Regions from separate parts of the Homo sapiens genome. Here region 2 is linked to region 1. The links are chromatin loops, found by intact Hi-C in ENCODE. Cell type or tissue: PC-9. All regions are shown on one strand. Links, peaks and the distances in the headings refer to the core of each region. The heading gives the core; the rest is flanking DNA.

The links. Peaks named below come from ENCODE experiments on the same cell type or tissue, not always from the same donor. Only the 100,000 strongest peaks of a DNase experiment are listed, where the experiment ranks them.
Region 2: it touches region 1 in a loop (3-fold over the local background); 1 of 110 quality-filtered maps calls a loop at or near these places.

What each region holds. Positions count from the first base shown.
Region 1 is chr18:8,123,506-8,126,430 of GRCh38, reverse strand. The region is part of intron 13 of PTPRM (protein tyrosine phosphatase receptor type M); the gene reads right to left. Among named protein-coding and RNA genes, the nearest start is that of RAB12, 480 kb to the left of the region's middle. In PC-9, for the core only: no CTCF peak of the experiment used is centred there; a DNase peak (open chromatin) is centred at 1,130; H3K27ac peaks cover 2,043 bases.
Region 2 is chr18:8,231,309-8,234,233 of GRCh38, reverse strand. The region is part of intron 14 of PTPRM (protein tyrosine phosphatase receptor type M); the gene reads right to left. Among named protein-coding and RNA genes, the nearest start is that of RAB12, 380 kb to the left of the region's middle. RefSeq lists an enhancer at 786-1,608. In PC-9, for the core only: no CTCF peak of the experiment used is centred there; a DNase peak (open chromatin) is centred at 1,183.

The DNA.
Region 1 (2,925 bases), core at 193-2,692:
TAAGTGGGTTGAAAAACCATTGGTTTGTTTTATTTGCAATGGAAAAGCTTATTAAATTTATATATATATACATATTAAAAAGAGATATTTTGTAATCTTGCATAAAGTAACATAAAATCAGTCAAAAGAAGACAAAATAAACCAATTTCAAAATATTCCTCCCCTCAATCAAAATTTACTCACAATAATAAATGAAAGCTATACAATACCTAGGAATAAATTTAGTAAGACAGGTCATCAACTGTTATTCATTCAGTCATTCAGCAAACAATTTGAAACACTTCCTGGGTGCCTGTGGGCTACACTGGGAACAAGACAGACAGACAATGCTGTTTCATGCTTTTGTGAGTTGAAACACCTAGGATTTGTTTTATTTGCAATGGAAAGGTCTACTGATTTAAAATATATATATATATATATATATATATATATATATATATATATATATATATATGTATACACACACATATAGCATTCTCCACAGCATGTCAGGGTTGGCTGGGTTATTAAATCATAAACAAAGATATCTTAATTTAAAAAGCCTAGATATATGTGAAAAATAAAAAGTTTTTAAAGAGAAATTCCTACCATGTATAGCTTTCTACTTTCTTCCCAAATCATTTCTGTATTATGAACAGTGAATCGCGAGATAAAAGGAAGAAAGAGACTAGGGGCATTTCCAATTTCTAGAACTTACTCTGTGTGTACTCTTTAGAGTAGGATTTCTGAGGTAGACAGAACCTTCATTCCAATCAGACATTCCACTCCCCTTTACTATCTCCTAAATCTAGTTAGTAACTTAGCAAAGCATTTTTTTAAAAATTGTGGATGACAACTCATTAACGGGAAATGAAATCAATTTAGAAGGCAGCAACCAGAATTTTTTTTAAAAAAATGAAAAAGAATAATGTAGAACAGAATACAAAAATCAGGGTATATCTTATGTTTGCAGTGAGTAGTGTTGGAAGTACGGTTCTAAAAGTTTTCATTACAGTTAAATGTACATGTATGTATATGTGTATATACAGTACTGGGTAGTTATGTATTTCTTATCATTGATTGGGGTCAAGAAGTTTAAGCAACACTCCCTAGTGCAATGACAGGACTGCTCATGAAATGTCCTAGCATTCCACAAATTCCTTCTCTGGAACCCTCCTGACAACTGGGCCGTTCAATGAACTCAGTCAAGAAATATTTATGAGCACTTTTTTTTTTTTTTTTGAGACAGAGTCTCACTCTGTCACCCAGGCTGGAGTGCAGTAGCTTGATCTCAGCTCACTGTAACCTCTGCCTCCCGGGTTCAAGCAATTCTCCTGCCTCAGCCTCCTGAGTGGCTATCATGCCTGGCACAGTCCTAGGTGCTGGGGTCAGATCACCAAGGTTCTTGTTTTCATTGGTGGTAGACAAGTAGGGGAGGGCCCACCTACACCAAGGGAAACCTAACCAGCAAGCACCACGTACCAGTACAACAGGGACAGCAAGGCAAAGGACTCATCATCTCACAAAAGCTTCCCAGTGCAAGTATAGCATCAAATAGGATTTTTAGGGGCAAGATGTCAGCACAGTTAGAACAAAATGAACAAAAAATGGCTGAAGACTTCAGAATGTATACCTCCTATATCTTCTATTGGCTTCTGGAAGGGACAGGATTGATCTATTAAACACAACGGTTGAATGGGTCACAGATAGAAAATGTTCAGAGCTGTCACACCGACCACTTCCTAGGCTGTTTACCACAGTGAGAAACGGTTTGAAATACAGGTCCTTTGGTTCCCATCAGTTATAAAACTGCTGTCTTTTCTTAGCTTTGCTAAATGATAAGTATGATACCAATTTTTCACTCATCTGAGTATGCACTTATGTAGGTTTTGGGGTTACTAATGCAAATGTACTTGATGCCAAGGTGTCTAGGCAACCATACAAAGTAAAACTCCTGAAAAGAGTTGGTCGATTCATACCTGGCACACATAAGGTGCTCAATAAATGTCAAATAAATGACTGAATGAATTAAGTCTCAGGCTTGCAGTATGACTCATGAATAAATCCCTTAAAAAAGACAGTGTCACTGCTATCGAAGTTGATGGGTGATGCAAATGGAAAATGCAAAAGAAATATTATTTGAGTGTGAATTTATCTGGGTAAGACTAACCATCATTAAAACCAGCAGTAAATACTGAAGAAAGAACAAGAGTAGTTTTTTACTGGTTTTTGAGGCTTATTCTGATACACCATCATTTTAATCCCTAATAAACCAAAGTAAATGAGGTAGATCACCTGTAGCCCTTAGGAGGAATAGCAGCCATGCACTGCAGTTGTGTGTGTGTCCTTCAGACTAGCTCCAAAATAATGACACTCACTGTGTCTAAATGCCTTACGACGGGGGCTGCTTTATGAAGTATCTTCTGAATCAGGCGAGTTTTAGAGTGAAAACTATATTCAGAAGCCTCGCTTACTTCATTCCTAGTAAACAGCATGCTTCATCTGAAGTTAGTGGATTATAGGTAAAGCTTGGTAAAAGGACTACTGAATTATATTTCGTAAGTACTTGTTTTATGAAGGTGGGAACAACCCATTTTTAACAATGTACTGATGAGTCTGGGGCCAGCTCAGACACAATGGGTGGTCAGAGTTGCTGAAGGATCCCAATAACCTTCAAGATGGACTCCTAACCCTACACAGAGTGCCACAGGCCAGTCCTGAAAGGTCAAGGTTTTAGAGGGGAGGACTTATTAAGAAAGGCACTGTCCCTCAAATACTTTTACTTGTGGGAAGAACACTTCAGAAGTTCAGGAGCAGGAAGAGTCTGTAACAAGTAGAACTTCAATCAGGAAAAGAAATACTCTTAAAAGAAACTTGCAGGCAAGGGCAACAGAACTGTCAATAAATTGATAGCTTTAAAACTGAAAATATGTACAGAATTCCAGT
Region 2 (2,925 bases), core at 176-2,675, 110 kb before region 1:
AAAGATTTAATATTGTCCACATGTCAATTCTTCCCAAATTGATCTATAGATTCAGTGCAATCCTAATCAAAATCCTAGAAACTTATTTAGGGTTAATAACAAACTGATTCTATATGGAGAGGCAAAAGACCCAGAATAGCCAACACAATACTGATTAGAAAAAAGTTGGAAGATTGATACTACCTGACTTCCAGACTTACTATAAAGCTACAGTAATCAAGACAGTGTGGTATTGGTGAAATAAGAGACAAACAGATCACTAGGACAGAAGAGAGAGAACAGAAAGAAACCTACATAAATACGATCAACTGGCAAAGAAGCAAGGGTACTACAATGGACAACAAATGGTGGTGGAACAACTAGACATCCACATGCAGAAAAATGAATCTAGACACAGGCCTTACACCCTTCACAAAAATTAACTCAAAATGGATTATAGACCTAAATGTAAAATGCAAAACTATGAAACTCCTAGAAGATAACATAGGAGAAAATCTAGATGACCTTGGATATGGCAATGACTTTTCAGTTAAAATATTAAAGGGATAATCCATGAAAAAAAATGATAAGATAGACATCTTTCCAATAAAAATTCCTGCTCTGTGAAAGACACTGTCAAGAAAGAAGCCATAAACTTGGAGAAAATATTTGTAAAAGACATACCTGGTAATGAACTGGTATCCATAATGTTCAAATAACTCTTAAAACTGAACAATAAGAACACAAACAATGGGATTAAAAAATGGGCCAGAGACCTTGATGCCTCACCAAAGATGTACACATAGCAAACGAGCATATAAAAAGATGCTCTGCACCATATGTTATAAGGAAAATGCAAATCAGAACAACAAGATACCACCACACATCTGTTATAAGGCCAAAATCTAAAAAACACTGACATCACCAACTGCTGGTAAGAATATAGAGCAACAAGACTCCTCATTCATTGTTGATAGGAATGCAAAAGGACATAGCCACTTTGAAAAACAGTTTGGGCCAGGCACAGTGGCTTACGCCTGTAATCCCAGCACTCTGGGAGGCCAAGGTGTGTAGTGTGCCGGCAAAGGGATTGTGACTAGCTCAGCATTCCACTGGAGGCTATATGATCAAACAGCAAACTGTTTATCATGAATGCAGGATGTGGGCAAACTCAAACTGCTCCTGTCGCCAAAAGGTTTGCTGAGGACCATCACTTCCTGGTGCGGGACTCCTTGAAGTTATCTCCTGAGACATCTAGTACCCATTGTTCCAGGAATGCAGTCTCACAAGCCTGCTGTGAACCAAATGGCCGACTGACAATTACCTGACAACCACCACCCCCCTCCTTGCTATCTCTTTTGCCTAATAAATATGGAAGGCTGTGTACAGCTCAGGGCCCTTGTTCACTAGAAGCAAGGTGCCCCCTGACCCCTTCTTCCAAATATACTCTTTTGTCTTTGTCTTCTATTCCCACGTTCGTCCTCTTTTGTTCAGTCCAATATAGGGTCGTGGGGAGCTTCACAAAAGTGGGTGGATCATTTGAGGTCAGGAGTTTGAGACCAGCCTTGCCAACATGGTGAAACCCCATCTCTGGTACTTGCTACTTAGGAGGCTGAGGCAGGAGAATGGCTTGAGCCTGGGAGGCGGACATTGCAGTGAGCCAAGATCGTACCACTGCACTGTCACTGGGTGACAGAGTGAGACTCCATCTCAAAAAAAAGAAAAACAGTTTGTCAGTTTCCTACAACATTAACATATTCTTCCCATATGATCCAGCAGTTATGCTCCTTGCTATTTACCCAAAGGATTTGAAAACTTATGCTCACACAAAACCTCCATAGAGATGTTCATATAGCTTTATCCATAACTGACAATTTGGAAGAAACCAAGCTGTCCTTCAATAGGTGAATGGCTAAACTGTGGTACATTTAGACAATGGAATATTGTTCAGTGTTACAAAGGAATAAGCTATGAAGCCATGAACAGGCATGGAGGAAACTTAAACGTGTGTCACTAAGTGAAAGATGTCAATCTGAAAGGCTACATAATGGCAAAAAATGCAATTGCTTTTGCACTGACCTAATATTTTATTATTCCAACTACATAACACTCTGGAAGAGGCAAGACTATGAAGACAGTAAAAGGATTAGTGATTGTCAAAGGTTAACGGAAAGGGAGGGATAAACAGGCAGAGCACAGAGGAGGTTCTAGGCTGTGATCTTATTTATATGATACTATAATGAAGGATGCCTGTCATTATAGAGTTGTCAAACCCATAGTAGGTGCATTATGAAGAATGAACCCTGATGTGAACTACAGCCTTTGGTGATAATGATGTGGCAATAGAGCCTCACGGATTATGATAAATGAGGATACTGTGTGTGTGTGTTGGCAGGGGGGTGTTAGAACTATATGGGAACTCCGTATTTTCTGCTCACTTATGTGGTGAAACAAAAACTGCTCTAAAAATAGTTTATTAAACATTGCAATACTGTTTAGAAAAATAATTGGAGGGAGAAAAACTGTCATAGCTCAAAAACTGTAAAGTAGAATAAAGGTAGGACAGGAGAGAAATGCGCGCTGAATTCAAATTAAAGGAATGGTTATTATACTCTACTATTTCCTGAGTATTTCTTTTCTACAGTAAAAATGTTTAAAAGTATGAAATGGAAATAAGGGAAATGGAAGAAAAACCTCTTGGCAAGTTATTATGTTTATGATGGGTATGAATCACAACCGATAAAGAAACCATGGTGAAGAATGAACTCTTCAGTAATGTGTCCTATGGGAGAGCTGCAGGACAAATTGCTGCCAACTAGGAGAACAAATTGCCACCTGGCTGGAAGGAAGAAGAAATCACTCCTCCTCCAGTTTCCCGCTCTGAAACTGGACTGAGTGGCAATTGGGAGAGGAGCAGGATGGATGGGCCCGTCTGCCATGGGTATC